2 separate regions of the Homo sapiens genome follow, and region 1 is linked to region 2. Evidence: read pairs that join two places in POLR2A ChIA-PET (ENCODE). Cell type or tissue: OCI-LY7. All regions are shown on one strand. Each heading gives the region's core, and the rest is flanking DNA. Links, peaks and the distances in the headings are about the cores only.

The links. ChIA-PET counts read pairs that join two places held together with the same protein. Peaks named below come from ENCODE experiments on the same cell type or tissue, not always from the same donor. Only the 100,000 strongest peaks of a DNase experiment are listed, where the experiment ranks them.
Region 1: POLR2A ChIA-PET joins it to region 2 with 6 read pairs; 1 of 35 experiments calls an interaction of 5 or more read pairs at or near these places.

What each region holds. Positions count from the first base shown.
Region 1 is chr5:79,885,533-79,893,935 of GRCh38, reverse strand. All of the region lies in intron 1 of LOC105379048 (a long non-coding RNA gene), which reads right to left. Among named protein-coding and RNA genes, the nearest start is that of LINC01455, 47 kb to the left of the region's middle. In OCI-LY7, for the core only: no CTCF peak of the experiment used is centred there; DNase peaks (open chromatin) are centred at 3,395, 6,825, 7,295 and 7,755; H3K4me3 peaks cover 1,558 bases; H3K27ac peaks cover 4,852 bases.
Region 2 is chr5:80,186,564-80,194,817 of GRCh38, reverse strand. The region is part of intron 2 of SERINC5 (serine incorporator 5); the gene reads left to right. Among named protein-coding and RNA genes, the nearest start is that of SERINC5, 65 kb to the left of the region's middle. RefSeq lists enhancers at 768-1,338, 1,911-2,481, 2,482-3,053, 6,429-7,259. In OCI-LY7, for the core only: a CTCF peak has its summit at 147; DNase peaks (open chromatin) are centred at 2,167, 2,637, 3,667, 4,787 and 4 weaker places; H3K4me3 peaks cover 6,805 bases; H3K27ac peaks cover 8,000 bases.

The sequences.
Region 1 (8,403 bases), core at 278-8,277, 300 kb after region 2:
TCTCTAATTTCCCTTGTACTGTTGGGGCCGAAAGGCTGTAAACTACATTTCCTGTACTCCTTGGTCAGCTTTGTGCTTGTTAGTATCTGCCCTTGGGAGGCATTAATGAGAGATATGAAGATAAGAAGATGGAGGCAGAGTTTATCTTCTGTTCATTAACACAAGTATGCCTCCAACACTGTGGACTCATGAATTTCAACCATGGGGTGGGAATCACTTTCTGAATTCTAGTGGCAGTGTTTCCAGCAACGTCAGCAATAGTGTCTCCATCAGTGTTAGTAGCAGCAACAGTCTCTCCAGCAGTACAGTGATAAATACTGGGCTTATGGGCATCAGCTAGGGGCAGTAGCAGCTTCCTGATCTCTGAGTAACACCCCTTCCCACTTTTTACCCTCTAAGTCAGGAGTGATGATAATTTCCTGATTTCCATGGATGTAAGTTACCTATTGCCAAAATAGTTCCATGAAACATACAACCATAACATTTTAGTAGCATTCAAAAATAAAAGAATGTAGTGTTTGTCTATCCAGGGTTAGCTAGGTGTTGGCTGGTTGTTGGCTCGGATGGGCTGGCCTTGACTGCGGCCACTAGACTCTGAGACATGGGTTTCTTGTCCTCCAGCAAGAGAGCCTGAGCATGTTCTATGGTGATGGCAGGCATCCGAGAGGCAGCAAGTGGAAACGTGCAGAGCCTCATGAGCCTGGATTTAGAAGTGGCTCATCATCACTTCTGCCCCATAAGTCACATAGGGTGGAGAAATGCACTCCACTTTTATGGGAGGGACTCCAAAGTCACATGGCAAAGGATCTGGGTACGGGGAAGGGTAAAGGATTGTGACCATAAATGCAATCAGTCTGCCATACAGGTAATATTCCCTTTCCTCTTTTGTTCTTCCAGCCCTTCCAGAAATTTTCCCACCAGTTACATGCGTTAAATCTTTTTGCTTTGATTATCGAGAACGGTTTTTCTTTTCCTCATTGGATACTGACTGATATGCTTATTTATTATATGTATTGCTTGTATTCATTTCCTATTACTGTCATAGCACATTACCACACACTTAGCAGTTCAAAACAACAGAGATTTATTATCTTATTGTTCTATTGGTCAAAAGTCTGGTGGGCTCAGCTGCTTTCTCTGGCTAGAGTCTCTCAAAGCCAAAGTCAAGGTGTTGGCAGGGCTGCCTTCATTTCTGGAGGCTCTAGGGGAGAATCTGTCTTCTTGCTTATGCAGATTGCTGGCAGAATTTAGTTCCTTGTGATTGATAGACTCAGGTTCCTGTTTCCTTGTTGGCATTCCCAGTTTCCAGAGGCCACTCATATTCCTTGGCTCATGGCTCCTTCCTTCATCTTCTAAGCCAGCAACAGTAGGTCAAGTACCCCTCATGCTTCAAATCTTTCCTGCCTCTTCTTCCATCCCATGTCTCTGACTGATTCTTCTGCTTTCTTCTTCCACTTCCAAGGGCCCATGTGATTACACTGAGCCCAACTGGATAACCCACGATACTTTCCCCATCTCAAGGTTCATAACATTAATCATAGCTGCAAAGTCCTTTTTGCCATCCAGTGTAACATATTCACAGGTTCTGGGGATCAGGACATGAACATATTTTGGGAGCCATTATTCTGCCAACCACATTGTTTATAATCTGTCCCCCCCTTGCTAGAAAATTGCCTTCAGAGAGCTTGTTTCATTCACTGACGCATCCCAAGTGTCTAGAACAGTGCCTAGCATAAAGTGGATAATAAATATTCATTGAATTGAATGAATGAGGCTTTAAGGGTCCAAAAACCTAAGTTGAAATTTTAGTTTTGCCACTGATACCTTTTAGTCTCATTTCTTCATATATAAAATAGAGTTAATTATACCTACTTCTTGGGCATATATGTTGTTGATGATGATATTAGATAACACAGTTGACACTTGAACAACTCAAGTTTGAACTGTGCAAGTCTACTTACAGCAGCTTTTCTCCAACTAAACATGAATGGAAATTACAGCATTCCTGGGATGTGAAACCCATGTATGGGGAGGGCTGACTTTTCCTATATGCTTGTTCTGCAGGGCTGACTGCGGGACTTGAGTATGCTTGGATTTGATTATACACGGGGTTCTGGAATCAATCCCCTGTGTATACTGAAGGATGACTGCATTCATATAACAGATACACACATTTAAAATTTATGAATGTGTTTTTCTCATTTTGCATTCACCCCGTTCATTCAGAGATGCATCACAGAGAGTTGGGAGTATTACAAAAGGAAACCAAAGAGGAAGTGGGAGGTTATATGTAGTTTTTGACATCCAAAGTAGGACTTTGGAGAGGGAAGGGGGATCACAGAAGAAGAAACTTTAAACTTTTTTAAAAAGGAAAAAAATTCAAATTTTGTTTGTTGCTCATCCAGAACAAGTCTAACTGACAGGATTATAAAGTTTCTTTCAAAGTGTAGAGCAGACTCCCTTTCCATCATTATGGCTGAGCTGTGAGGCTTGGCTTAGAGGCTTCGGAAGGAAAGAGGCTAGAACACAGGAGAAGTTCACAGGAGATAGGAAAATGAAGGAGGAATTCTGCCCTTCTCTGATGGAATGACAAAGACGACGAGAGACAACAAGAGGGCAAAGAGGTCATGTATGAGGAACTGCAAGGCTGGGGAGGCAAATACCATTTGCCTCAGACAGTTTGGCTGGGCCACCAAGTCTCTAGGACAGAGCTGTTCAGTAGAAATCTAATGTGAACCATATATGTAATTTTAACTTTTCTGCTGGCCACGTTTTTAAAGCAAAAAGAAACAGGCGATGCTTAGCTGCAGGAATTGTTGGGAAAGAAGCATTTCCCTGTTCCAGTTTCTAAAGCGGAGGCTGGCAATGTGGAAGAGGATTAGGAATGAGCTGCCCTACTGGTGACATCTAGAAAGAACCACTTCGTGGGGTTGACGTGAACCACTAGTCCTTCATTAGGGAAGCAAGCTGTGGTCTGATCCTTTTGGTTGTTTCTTTTTGTAGCATGTGCAAGTATATTAGATTCAGTGGTTTCAAGGTTTCAAGATACAGATATGTCCTTAGGTTATTTCCACAAATGAGGGTTAATTATTATATAAGGCTACTTAGGAAAATAAAGGAGACAGAAAGTTGTCTCAGGCCACGTGGTCAGGCCTCCATGGAAACAAAAACATGGTCCAGGAAGTGGTTGTAGCCCCATTACTCCAGTAGTAGCTCTGGTGACACTGCCACAACAGTATCTGGTTGGCGACTCTTCAGAATTGGGCATCTGCAGATCCCTGCTCTGGGGCTCCACCATGACAATGATGCATATATTTTGCCTCTGCACCTGCTGCTCCTGACTTTACCAACAGACTTTCTCTGTGTGTCCATATTGAATGCCCTGACAGAGCATCTGGTTGGACAGCCTTCACCATCCAGCTGGTGGAGTTCTTGCTCAAGGTCACCTTCAGGCTCTGGCTAATCCAACAATAGCTTCCTTGTTCTATTAATGTGACGGGGTCATGGGTCATGTACCATCACTCTTGGTCACCCTCAGAAGGAGACTACGGGTGAGGCAGGCTCCCTAAGGCTTTGCAGAAGAGGTAATGAACCAATGGCTAGTCCTGGCTCCCTGGTTCTAGGCCATCTGCTGAGCCAGGCCAATCTGGCCATTTTTTTTTTTTTTATTGCAGCTGCTTTACCATTTACAAAGAGTTATTCATCTAGCTTCATTGGCTCAAGGTTAAAGCCCTAAAAGCTTTCTGCTTTAACTGCTCAGATTGCCAGAAAACTAGGACAAATAAATAAATTAACAAAAAGCCTACTAAAAGAAGGAAAAAAAGAAGAAATAGGCCAGGCGTGGTAGTTTATATCTGTAATCCAAGCACTTTGGGAGACTGAGGAAGGAGATTTGCTTGAGCCCAGGAGTTAGAGCCTGCAGTAAGCTATGATGGCAACTCTGCACTCTGGCTGGGACAACAGAGCAAGATCATGTCTCTAAAAAAGAAAGAAATCTAAAAAAGAAAGATAAAATCAATAATGTATTTTATCTAACTCAATATATCCAAAATATTATCATTTCAACATGCAATCAATAGAAAAAATTAATGAGATATTTTACTTTTGGGGGGGTCAGTCTTTGAAATCTGATGTGTATTTGGTGCAGCACATCTCAATTCAGACTAACCTCTTTTCAACTGCATAAAGAAATTTCTAGAACTCCTGCAAGCCATATGTAGACTATATATTGAATGATGAAACTTTAAGGGAAGCCTCCCCTATGGCCACATCCAGTACAGTATAAATGGTAGCCAGAGGAGGAGCAGAGAGGTGGCAATGTTCCTGATTTCCCATAGTTACATATGATATGCAGGGGTTCTAGAAGTTTCCCTGTGCTTCCATGAGGGGACAGGTGAAGATGAGAGGGCTGGTTTGCTGGCCGAGTCCTGCAGTCAAGACAGAGTAAACCCTGTATATGTGGACTTCATGACTGAAGGTGAACGTCAAGGACCATGGACTCCAGTGATGGATGCCAGTGCATCATTGCAAAGGCCTGACAACTCAGAGGTCACCTGCCCAGGATCTGGATCAGACAAGTCACAGTGCATCAGAAGCCGATGAGGATCCAGAGCAGGGCCCGAGGTGAGTACAAATGCAGCCCCAGCCTGCTTCTATCTCTTCTCAACCCCAACTTTGTCTGGAAGGTTTGCACAGGCACATAGACCCCCCAGGCTGCAGGTCCAGGCTCCTTCACCCCAATCCCATTCTGCTACAGCTTCTCCTTGGCCACCTCTTTGGCCTAAGGGTATGCATACTTGTTGTGGGGTCCACCATCAGGAGATAAACCTAAGGAGGAAGCCTGCAGAGGCCCTGAAAGTGCACTGGAGAAGTTGGGAAGGAAGGGATTCCTGTGTCCTGGGTATCCTGAATATGACGCAGTAGTGGAGGTGCAGACTCTGGTGAGCACATCTCCTTGGCTGCCTGGAGACCCTGCCCCTTGGTGTGGGCTGTGACAAGAGAAAAGTCAGAGCAAGAACTGCCCCCGCCTGCCAAGGGCAGCTCTTGCTCAAGCCTAAGGGCAGCATGGCTCCAAGGATTTGAGTCCCTTTTGCTGACACAGCATTGACAACCTTTAGGCCATGATTCCACCCAAAACTCTAAATTTCACCCTAAAGAGGATTGTGGGTGGGAAAGGAGAGCTTGGAAGGTTGAGTACATGCTCTAAAAAGATGGAGTTAAAAGAGTTTAAACTGAAAGAGACTCTGATGCTATAAATTATCAAATTTAAATTCTGTTTTTCTCCTACTATTCAATGACTGAGGAAGAAAGTGAAGATTGTTAGATAAAATCCATTGTGAGAGCAACATTTTCTTTGCATATCTGAGTATAGTGTATAAATTTGGGGGTCCCATGACATATACAAAGTACCATTTGGTAATAACTCAATAAAGTGAGGCAATGATGATGATGATGACTGCAATGCAATTCTGATACTAACTACTTGGCAATTAACATAGACTCCACAGATTCAAGGGCATGAACCCAACAAGACTCTATTCACTTTAGACATCAGCTGTAAGTTCCAGGACTCACAGGCCCTTTGCACTTTTGACCAACTGGGTACAAATTCAGAAGTTTCCACTACCTCTTCAGGGTTGATAATTCAGTAGAGTGACTCACAGAACTTAAAAAAGTGCTATATTTATGACTATAGTTTTATTATAGAGGATACAAGTCAGGACCAGACAAAAGAAAAGACCCATAGGGCAAAGTCTGGAAGGGCTCATATGCAAAACTTCCATGTCCTCAGGATGTGGCACCCTCCTGACACATCAGCGTATCACCAACCAGGAAGCTCAACCCAGCCTTGGTATCCAGAGTTTTTATTGGAGTTTCATTACATAGGCATGGTTGGTTACATCATTTCTGTATGGTTGGAGTCAATCTCTAGCTCCATTCTCCTCCCCAGAGGTGGGGTTGATATCACGCAGCTCAAAGCTTCAACCCTCTCATCACATGGTTAGTCTTTCTAGCATAGACAGATCCCATCCTGAGCCACAGTATTAGCATAAACTAAGATATGGTCTGAGGGGCCCACCATGAATAACAAAGATACTCCTATCACTCAGGAAAATCCAACGACTTAGGTTAGCTCACAGGGACTATGGACAAAGGCCAGCCATGTTCTTTTATATACAACAACAATGATCATGATGATAATGATGTAATTTCTAGTCTACTGAGCTCCTCCCACTTGAGAAACAAAATGCTCTAGCCCAGTTAAATACCCATCTTTTAACAGCATGCTTAAGAAGTAACTCTCATAGTGAAATATGAGGTACGTGTGTGGATCTGCACTTCAAATCCTGCTGTGGTACGGAATGTATTCATGGCCTCAGCATCAGGGAAGAGGCTTCCTGTTGGGTGATCCTCTCCAGTACACACCCTGAAATCTCATCAAGCCATTAATTTCCTTTCCTGTGAACACTTCTCTTGTTAACCCCTGGGCATTTTCCAGTGGAAAATGGAGTTTCTCGCTTTCCCTGGCTCTTGTTTGCAGCCCAGTGAATTAAAACATGAACGAAGTAATTATCGTATTCCATACTGATGGAATACAGGTGGAGGACTGAAAGCAGGGGAATGTCAAGTAGTCCATTTGAGTCCATTGGGACCAGTTGGAGAGAAAGAAAACTGAAAAGGAGAAAGATGCGGAGACGGCAATAGCAGAAGACACAGCATTTAAATAGGAGCCGTCTTAATGAGAATATGTCACCTCAGAGCCAACAGGAAGTCAGCAGATGGGATGCACCTGTCCCTTGAGAGCCTCACGAAGCAAAATTAAGCACCAGAGCCCAGAATGGAAACAGGAAAACCAAATCAAACCCTTCAGATATGCTTCAGCAAATAAACTTTCGGCTCCCAAAACAACAGATGTTGCCCAGATGGGGTGCACCTAACATTTCCCCACACCTCTACATATTCTGAGGCCAAAGCACTATTCAGGGAATCTTACAGCCTGTTTCTTTGGTCATTCTTAGCGTGATTTTCACCACCAACACTCACTCATCCATTTAAATTAAGTTCATGTTGCTTTGGCTATAACAAACAGCTGGAGTTAGGATGGTTCATGTCTATAGACGCTGCTTTGCAAGAGGATGGTAATTTTAACTCAGGTGATGAATTCACCAGGATTTTGGAGGATGAGGAGAAGAAATCTGGTAGAGCCTTTCCCCCAGCTGTTGTTGAAGGCCGGACCCTAGAGCTCTTGGAACAAAGCAGAATTAGTAAGATGGATTGGCTGGCATTTCATGTCAATCACGTAAACCTAATTCAACCCCCAGTACATAGTGCAAATATTTACTGAGCACCTGCCATCTGAGGATGGCAGCTGGTGAGGAAGAGGTCTGTAATGGAGGCTGTTAACCCGTTTATTCAGAACTTCCCTTCTTCCCAAATAAATTTGTGTTAATCGTCTATTTTTATCATGGAAAAACAATTGGGAAGCCTCAATGATATGGGTGGTGGCCTGACTCTGCACTCCCCAGCTGTGGAGTTGCTGTGCCTGGGGCTGCGTGCAGACCTGAGGGGAAAGTGTATTCCAGAAACATTCCATTTTAGTCTCTAAAGGGTGACAGTCCAGGCATAGGTTTATGCTTTCTGAACGGCTGCTTATCAAGACAGAAGCCAACAGTGACATAAGGAGAAAAACTGAAACATAATAAAAGCAATGGGCAAAGCCAGAGCAGAGGCTGAGCACATTCTCCCCACAAGGTTTGCAACTCCTTTACTCCACCTGAACTGCGGGCCTTTGATGAGATCTCTGCAGCTGCAGCAAAGGCTTTCCTTTCCCCGCCACCCTCCCATCTCCACAGCCATTGCAAATGGCACCACTGGCAAACCCTGGATCTTGTTCCTCCCCTGAGAGTTTGCAAAATTACTCTTGAGGGAGGCATGCTGTTCCTGGGCTTTTTGGGTTGCCACTTAGTCACAAAGATCAATGCTGTGACATAACAAAAAATAAGTGGAGGTGGGAGGTGGTCCACAGACTCTGTTGCTATCTCCAGGGGGTTCCCAGAAACATGTTTGAAAGCAAGCTACGGAAAGGGTGGGAAGGACACTTTTTGTTCGTTTAAGAGTTCAGGGTGAAGGGCCTCCAGCCGAGGCCAGATCCACCCCAGGAAAAGATGTGAAGGAAGCAGCCTGACCTCTGTGGCCTCTTCTCTCTTCCCATTCCTCCCACTTTCCCCCATGTCTGTTCCTCTTCCCATTTCCAGAAATTATTTCTCTGGAGAATTGTGTGACTGGTGTGGCTGCAGTATTACCCATCCCAGAAGTACCTGGGGGTGATCTTTTACTTAAGAAAATACCTCCATCCAGTGCATTTTCTGTTTCATTAGGTAATAGGGACATATTTGGGAGCAG
Region 2 (8,254 bases), core at 1-8,000:
AGGTTTGCTTGTTGGTCAGATATTCACAGAAGTCACAGTTAAATGCCTTTTATCAAGCATATCCTTCCTCCGCTTTCTAGACTTTCTTCTGGGCCCAGTGGTAAGAAGTATTACTTTTGGAAATAGCGCTGCCTGGGGCCCTCAGCAGCGATCTTAGCTTAGTTACATTTCCCATCTGCCTGCTTCCTGTTGTGATGACCAAAAGCTGAGCTCAAGGGATGACTGTTATTCTGAAGTAGAAAACAGAGGTAGCCACAAAACTAGTATTTATTTATTCAGTGGCTTTACATGTAAAATAGAACTTGTTTTCAGGTTGTGTTTGGTATAACCATCTTTTTAAAACAAACATCATCAGTGAAAAATATTCCGCTTTGATCCAAAATACTGTGCAGTTTGTCCCAATGTAAAATGACAGGTCTTCATGCTGAAGCTGGAGAGTCTGGCTCTTGATTTTCCTTTGATATTTACTGGTTGAATGTTCAGAGCACACTGTACCTGAGACCTGCATCAGGGGCTGGCATAGGCACATTGAAGCCTCAAGTAGAACTCTCTCCATTCTCCGCTTATATGCTTTTGTGTCAGAACAAGTGTCAAATTAACAATAACAAGAAAATATTGCTGACCCAGTTCTTTGATTCTGGAATGCTTTTTTAAAATCCAGCTGAGATGGAGTGCTTTTCAAAAGTTCTCTTTCTGCGTAGCAACTGAGTTCATGGTACTGTTGTACCTTATGTGTCAAGTTATCAAGGAGGAAGTTTTTGAGATTAAAAGTGGGTTGGGACCATCGAACCTCAAGCCCATTGTAGAACTGAGGGAAAATTCTCACCATGACCTTTTAGAATTTTCCTCTGGGGAGCTGGCTTTGAGGTTTTGCCTCTTAAATCCTCTGAGTTCCCTCCCCTCCAAGTTAGGATGACTCTGGAGACATATGTTTCCAAACGGTTTTATCTTTTGGTCTAAATTTCATCCGGAGATAACATGTGAGAGAAAGCAAGGAGTCCCTGTACCCTCCTATGCCTCAGCTGTCATTGCTGGGCCTTATCCTTCCCCATACAAGTGGATGTCGGGAAGTAGTGGTGGGAAATCGTTTTGTACTGGAGGCAGCAATTTGAACTAATGGATATTCTGCTGAGAGTCTTTTTTTGAGCCTGAACCAAGGACAAAGAGGTTTGATCCTGGTCCAGTAATAATGAGCTTGCCAGGAGGCAGGAAATTGGAAACAATACATACTGTCCTTGGTCTGTGAGGATCCATTACCTGCACGTTTGCGGGAGCACCAGGTGTCAGCTGGATCTCTTTTAGGATTGGTCTGGCTATGGACGAGAGAGAATGATAAGATGTGAGAATGAAAGTTTTCCTAACACGTTTTTTTCTGTAGTCATCTAAAGCGTCTGTTAAGCAACTGTCCACAGACAGGGCCTCGGAGTAGCCTGCAGATAAATAGAACAGACAAAAGCTTTGGAAATGAGCATTGTCAGCCATCATAAACATGGGGCTGGAGAGAACAGAGAAATGGCACAACGAAGAATGGAAGAAAAAGTAGCCTCAGAGCGATGGGAACAGGAAACAATGCATAGATATTGTGAATGGCTGAATCTTGATACTTACTCTGCATAGAAATTTAATAGGATGATTCTGTGACTTGATTAAACTGTAATCCGAGCTCATTCTTCAAAAGTTTAAAAAATTGCCTAGCTGTCATTCTTTCAGATGCAAGTGGCGAGCACTCTGAAAGGTGCTGGGGATTTCAGAGACACTGAGTAACACACAGTTATTGTCCCCATAGAGCTGGCCCTCAGGTAGGGGAAAAGAGAGCAGTTTGGCAAGTGTGTCTGGAAGGAGCCTGTGATGCTAGACTGTGTATGTCTGAAAGCTAAAAATATGTGAACTCCATTAGTGAATATTGGACAGTGGTGTTGGCTCAGATGTGACTCGGCTGACCTTCGGAGTCACGTGGTAACTCAGGAATGCTCTCTCCCCATTCTAGAGACAGAGCTGAGGTGCCTGGGAGGTTTATAAAATGGAATGAAGTGTTTTTGCCTCCTCATCAGGGCTGAGCATAATCATAAGGGGTTGGGTATTCTGGTGGTGTGGTTTTAAAATTTCAGCGAGACAGTCTCTGCAGTCTTCAAATAGATCTAAAATTATCTTTCGACATGCTGGCTTTCATCAGTGTGGGGTTTATTTTTGGTTCCATGGGGTGTGTTTGTGTGACAGATGTGAGGACGTTTTCTGTTCGAGCTATTGATGGCTTCTGAGCCGCAGAGATGAGCGCTGGAAGCTCATAGACACATTCTCTCTCCATTCCTTCCCACCCCATCTGAAAAACTTTCTGTGGGTGGATAAATTAAGGTACTTTATTTTCTGCTAAAAAAAAAAAAATGACATATGGGAGATACACAGTTTGATTCACTTAAGGCCCAAGTTCCATTTGAGGACAGCCCTGAGGAAGGGAAGAGTCTCATGGGAGAAGGCAGGAGCGGAGGGTTGGGACAGCTGGACCGCAGCCCAAAGGAGCTGCTCTTTTGGCTCTTGATTTGTAGAGTAAGTTATCACCAGTTGTCACTTGCTTTTGAAATGTGCATTTGTACTTAGGCAGTTAACAGTTAGCCACAACTCCTCATCTATTCTTCCTAGTAGCGCAGGGGTGGGGCAGACTTTTCTTACAAAGAGCCAGCTAGTACACACTGGAGGCCCTGTGGTCTCTGTAGCAGCTCTCGCCTTTGTAGTGCAAAAGCAGCCAAAACAATATGCCAGCCAATGGCATGGCCAGCCAACCAGTGTGGCTATGTTCCAATAAAACTAGGAGGCTAGCTGGATTTGACCCACTGGCTGTCGTTGGCTGACTCCTGTGTTAGACCCTCCATGGTCTTATATGCGTTATGTGCAGTTATTCTCCCATCTCTCTCAAAAGGGAAACGTCAGTGACCTGAACATTGTGCTCAGAGTACCAGAGTTCTTGCTTAAGTTGCAGGTAACTGACTAGGCTGTATGAACCACATAGTGGGTAGACTAGGTAAGAATAATGTGGCAATAAATTAGTATGACATGTTTAATAGTAATTATGTCTATATGGCATTTTGGAATAAATGGCAAATTGTTTACAAGTTAAAAAAAAAAAAGTCTTTTTTTTTTTCTTTCTTTTTTTTTTTTTAGAGACAGGGCCTTGCCCTGTTGCCCAGGCTGGAATGTGGTGGCACGATCATGGCTCACTGCAGGCTTAACCTCTGGGGCTCAAGTGATTCCCTGCTTCAGCCTGCTGAGTAACCGGGACCATAGATGTGCACCACGATGCCTGGCTAATTTTTCTTTTTTTTTTTTCTTTTTTTTTTTTTTTTGTAGAGATGGAGTCTCCCTATGTTGCCCAGGCTGGTCTCAAACTCCTAGGCTCAAAGCAACGATCCTCCTGCCTCAGCCTTCCAAAGTGCTGGGATTATAGGTGTAAGCCACTGTGCCCAGCCAGTCATCTTTTTATATATTCTGTCAAAGGACGAAATTACAAATTTAGTTGGAAAGTTGAATTGGATTTTATTTGTGATTCTAGAATGTGAAGTAGAACGACTGTTCCAGTTAGCTGAGCAGAGGAGGGTGTCTTTATAGGCAGAAAAGGCTTGAAAAAAAGCAGAAACAGAACAAAAGGTTAAAACAGAGGATTTCCTTATTAGGCAGACTCACATTGACTAGAATCTTTCAGTGGTTTTTTTTTTTGGTTTTTGTTTTTAAAGAAAACTGGCCCCCAAATTCAGTGGCACTTAGTACAAGTGGCTTCATTTTGGTTCGGTCTGGTCTGCTGGGGCCTAGTGCAGGAGTCAAAAACAATGGCCTCTCCTAAACTTTAACAATCCAAACCAAGCATTTGGTGATCCAGGAAGAAGTGGGGTTGGAGAAAATGAGGGTCTGGGCACCCTAGTTCCCCAGCTGCTGGGCACCATCATTCAATTCCAGGTCTGATATAAGAAAGATGCTGGGGCCGGAAACTTAAATGTCTGCCATGTACTGGTTCCCATCACTAGAACTGGGGAACAGGTAATGGGGCTCTCAAATCTTGAGGTTATAGGTTTGGTGTAGAGTCCTATCTTTTGGGGAACATTAGGTCCTAATGTCCTGCCTAAGGCAAACATCATGACTAGTCCGAATTAACCATGAAAATACTTCAAATATCCATCAAGTAGAGCATAGTTTTGTGCATACAGCATTTCACTAGTAGAACGTTAGCTCTTTTTAGCATGAACTTTTAAACTGTTTTATTCACAGCTCGTATCCCCCTAGTTTAGAGCAATACCTGCACATAGTAGTTGGGAATGAGTGCGTGGATGCTCAAACTCTAGGCTGTAATACATGTGTATGTCATGTAACATATAGTACGGAATGAAGATTATACATGCAAACTCTAAATTCACTGGATTTTTACAAATTATATGCTCATGTCTGTAATCCCAGCACTTTGGCAGACCAAGATGGGAGGATCACTTGAGCCAAGAGTTCGAGACCAGCCTGGGCAACATGACGAAACCCCGTCTCTACAAAAAATACAAAAATTAGTCAGGTGTCATGGTGTGCACCTGTAGTCCTAGCTGCTCCAGGAGGCTGAGATGGGAGGATTGCTTGAGCCAGGGAGGTGGAGGTTGCAGTGAGCCGAGATTGTGCCATTGCACTCTAGCCTGGGTGACTGAGTGAGACCCTGTCTCAAAAAAAAAAAAAAAAAAAAAAAGTACGGGAGACAGTTATGTAAATAGTTGAACTTGCAAATAATGTATTACCACTGCGTTCAGGTCCACACATTTAAGAAGAAAGCAAGCTAATTTTGGCTGAGTGAGGTGGCTCCCACCTATAATCCCAGCAGTGTGGGGATGCTGCAGTGGGAGGATCTTGTGAGGCCAGGAATTTGAGACCAGCCTGTGCAACATAGTTAAAACCCTGTCTCTACAAAAAGTAAAAAAGTAGCGGATGTGTTGGCATGCACCTCTAGTCCCAGCTTCTGGGAAGGCTGAAGTGGGAGGATGGCTTGCGTCTAGGAGTTTGAGGCTGCAGTGAGCTATGATTGTGCCACTGCACTCCAGCCTGAGGGACAGAGCAAGACCCCTTCTCTATTAAAAGAAAAGAAAAAAAAAGAAACTAGCAGATTTGAGGCTCACTTAGACTATAAGCATGTGTTTTCTCTAAATGGTTAGAATAGAAAGACCTGCATGTTTCAGCATTTAGTCCTCTCTTTATAGAAATTTCACATTTCTATGTTCAAGAGATATCTTTCCATCAGCCGTGTTCACCTCAGGGCAGCACAGTGTCTTCTGTTAGACCCTGTATTCTGTGTGGGGCCATAGCCGTATTTTCTAGCCGAAACGAAAGTTCAGACCTCCGTAGCTGTGGTTTTAAGTTGTCTTGAGTTAGAAATAGATTTGTGTCTTTGGCTCAGAGGGTCCTATTCACTCTCTTCCCGGCTTTGGTTGTAGGGGCATTGCTTACAAAGGCCCTCAGGAATCTGGAAGATTGACATGTTGACCTTGCCGGGGCAGCACAGGAGTACCTGGCTGAGAGATGGTGTGTCCCCAGCTCTGCCTCTCTTGCCGGCACCTCCACTCCTCCTCTCTTCTGCTCTATTACCCCTAATTCCAGAGTTTCCAAAACCCTTCTTATGGAGAGTTTGGCAGTATCCGTTCAAATTTTAAATGTACTAACTTTATGACTTCTGTCATAAAGCTGACTTTAGCTTCTGTCCTTCTCAACACTTTACATGTGAACAGAGAGATACACATAATAAGGATGATATCCATTGTACATTATTTATAATAGTGAGAAAAAATCAGAAAAAAACTAAATGCCTATCAGCAGGATAACAAACTAAATTAGAGTCAATCAGATTGTAGAATTCTAAATTTTTATCTATTTTTCTGAGACAGGGTTTTGCTGTGTTGGCTAGGCTGCAGTGCAGTGGCGCGATCATGGCTCACTGCAGCCTCAACCTTCTGGGCTGAAGTGATCCTCCCACCTCAGTCTCCTAAACTCTTGGGCTCAAGAGATGCTCCTACCCCAGCCTCCTGAGTAACTGGGACTACAGGCGTGCACCACTATGCCTGGCCAATTTTTTTACTTTTTGTAGAGACGGGGTCTCTCACTGTGCTGCCCAGGCTGGTCTTGAACTCCGGGGCTCAAGTGATCCTCCTGCCTTGGCCTCTCAAAGTGCTCAGATTACAGGTGTGGGCCACTGGGCCCAGCCTAGAATTCTATGTAGTATGTAAGAAGATGCAAATAGATTTATCTGTTAAACATACAGCAACCTCCAAGACATAATGAATGTAGAATAATGGCACAGCAAAGGGTCTAGAAAGATCCACTCACACCTGGGGACAGTGGCACCTCTAGGGAAGCAATCAAGTTAGAATTGAGGCATTGATGGGCAAGGACACTGGGTTATTTGTATTTTTATTGTAATTTACACATTTTGGCAGTAAAATATATAATTGTTTTGCTTATATAAGTGCAAATAAAATTGAGAATAATCCTTTGCAGTTAGATTTTTTTTTTTTTTTTTTTTTTTGAGACGGAGTCTTGCTCTGTCGCCCAGGCTAGAGTGCAGTGGTGGGATCTCAGCGCACTGCAAACCCCGCCTCCCGGGTTCAAGCGATTCTCCTGTCTCAGCCTCCCGAGTAGCTGGGATTACAGGTGCCCGCCATGCACCTGGCTAATTTTTGTATTTTTTAGCAGAGACGGGGTTTCACCATCTTGGCCAGGCTGGTCTCGAACTCCTGACCTCATGATCCACCTGCCTCGGCCTCCCAAAGTGCTAGGATTATGGGCGTGAGCCACCGCACCCAGCCTTCTGCCTTCAGTTTTACCTAATTCTCTCAATGGAGATTGAAATGAGTTGAATCCTGTTCTGCATCTGTGGAGGAGCCCTTCTTCCCATAGTAATTAATTAGTCAGTCTTCTGGGAGTTGTCTCCTTTGGAGCTTATTGTATAACGGTTTGCTTAGAGTTGCTTTCTGGCTGCTTAATCCTATCTGTGACTGTTTGATTCTGACAAAATATTCATGGTGGAGGAGGAGCTGTGAACTCGCATTCTCAGTCTTTGCATGCTTTTTGAGATTAATTTTCATTCATCTTTTGGCTTTTAATAATGATACAATGTAGATTTTTCTATTAAAAATGCTCAGATAACCCAAAGAAAAGAGAAGCCAGTACTGGTTGTTGTTATTGTTTATTAAATAGCCCCAGATCCCCCAAAGGGCCTCAAAGGCAATCACTTACTGAGAAATGAGCTTTGGTTGCCAAGAGGCTGTGTAAGGAAAGAGGGAAGCTGATTTTAGTGTTTCCCATTTCATGGCTGTTGTCCACTGACCAATAACAGGAAGTCATCAGTGTGGTGGACCCTGGAAGTACTTCATGGAGAAAAACAAACTATCCTGGAAAGTTTGAAGATGAGTGGAATATCAGAAAAGGGAAAGGCAGACTGGGAGACATTCTAGGTTCTGAAATGCATTTTCAAGTGAGGGATATTAAACAGAACTTGCAAATCTAGTTCTTCTAGTTTTTGTGAACCTAATTTATCCCTCATGTGGAGCTGCCCAAAGCTTTCTTTGAAATTTGATATTAATATAATGAAATGTAAGAATAATTAGCTTTGCTAATATTGCATTTTCTTTTTTCTTTTTTTTGAGATGGAGTTTTGCTTTGTCACCCAAGCTGGAGTGCAGTGGCGTGATCTCAGCTCACTGCAACCTCTTCTTCCTGGGTTCAAGCTATTCTCCTGCCTCAGCCTCCTGAGTACTTGGGACTACAGACGTGTGCCACCACGCCTGGCTAATTTTTGTATTTTTAGGTATTTTTGGTAGAGATGGAGTTTCACCATGTTAGCCAGGCTGGTCTCGAACTCCTGACCTCAGGCAGTCCGCCCGCCTTGGCCTCCCCAAATGCTGGGATTACATACGTGAGCCACCGCGCCTGGCCTAATATTGCATTTTCTAATCTCAAGTAACACGATTACACAACTACAACTTTCACCTACTTCCTCTCCATTTCTTAAGAAGCCACTCCCAAAACTTATACATGTTTTCTATGTTTGTAGCATCTGGGCCCCTGGCCAATTAGACCTGTAGGTCTTCCTGTAGCTTTTTTGTTGTTTATTTGCCTGGGATTGAAGTTGTTTTAGGGACATAGCTAGCATCTCTCCTGTGTAAACAAAATTACGTGAATTTTCTTCTCCCTTGCATCTTGTTGAGTTTATTACTTGTTTTCATGTTTTGGAAATGTTTTTCCT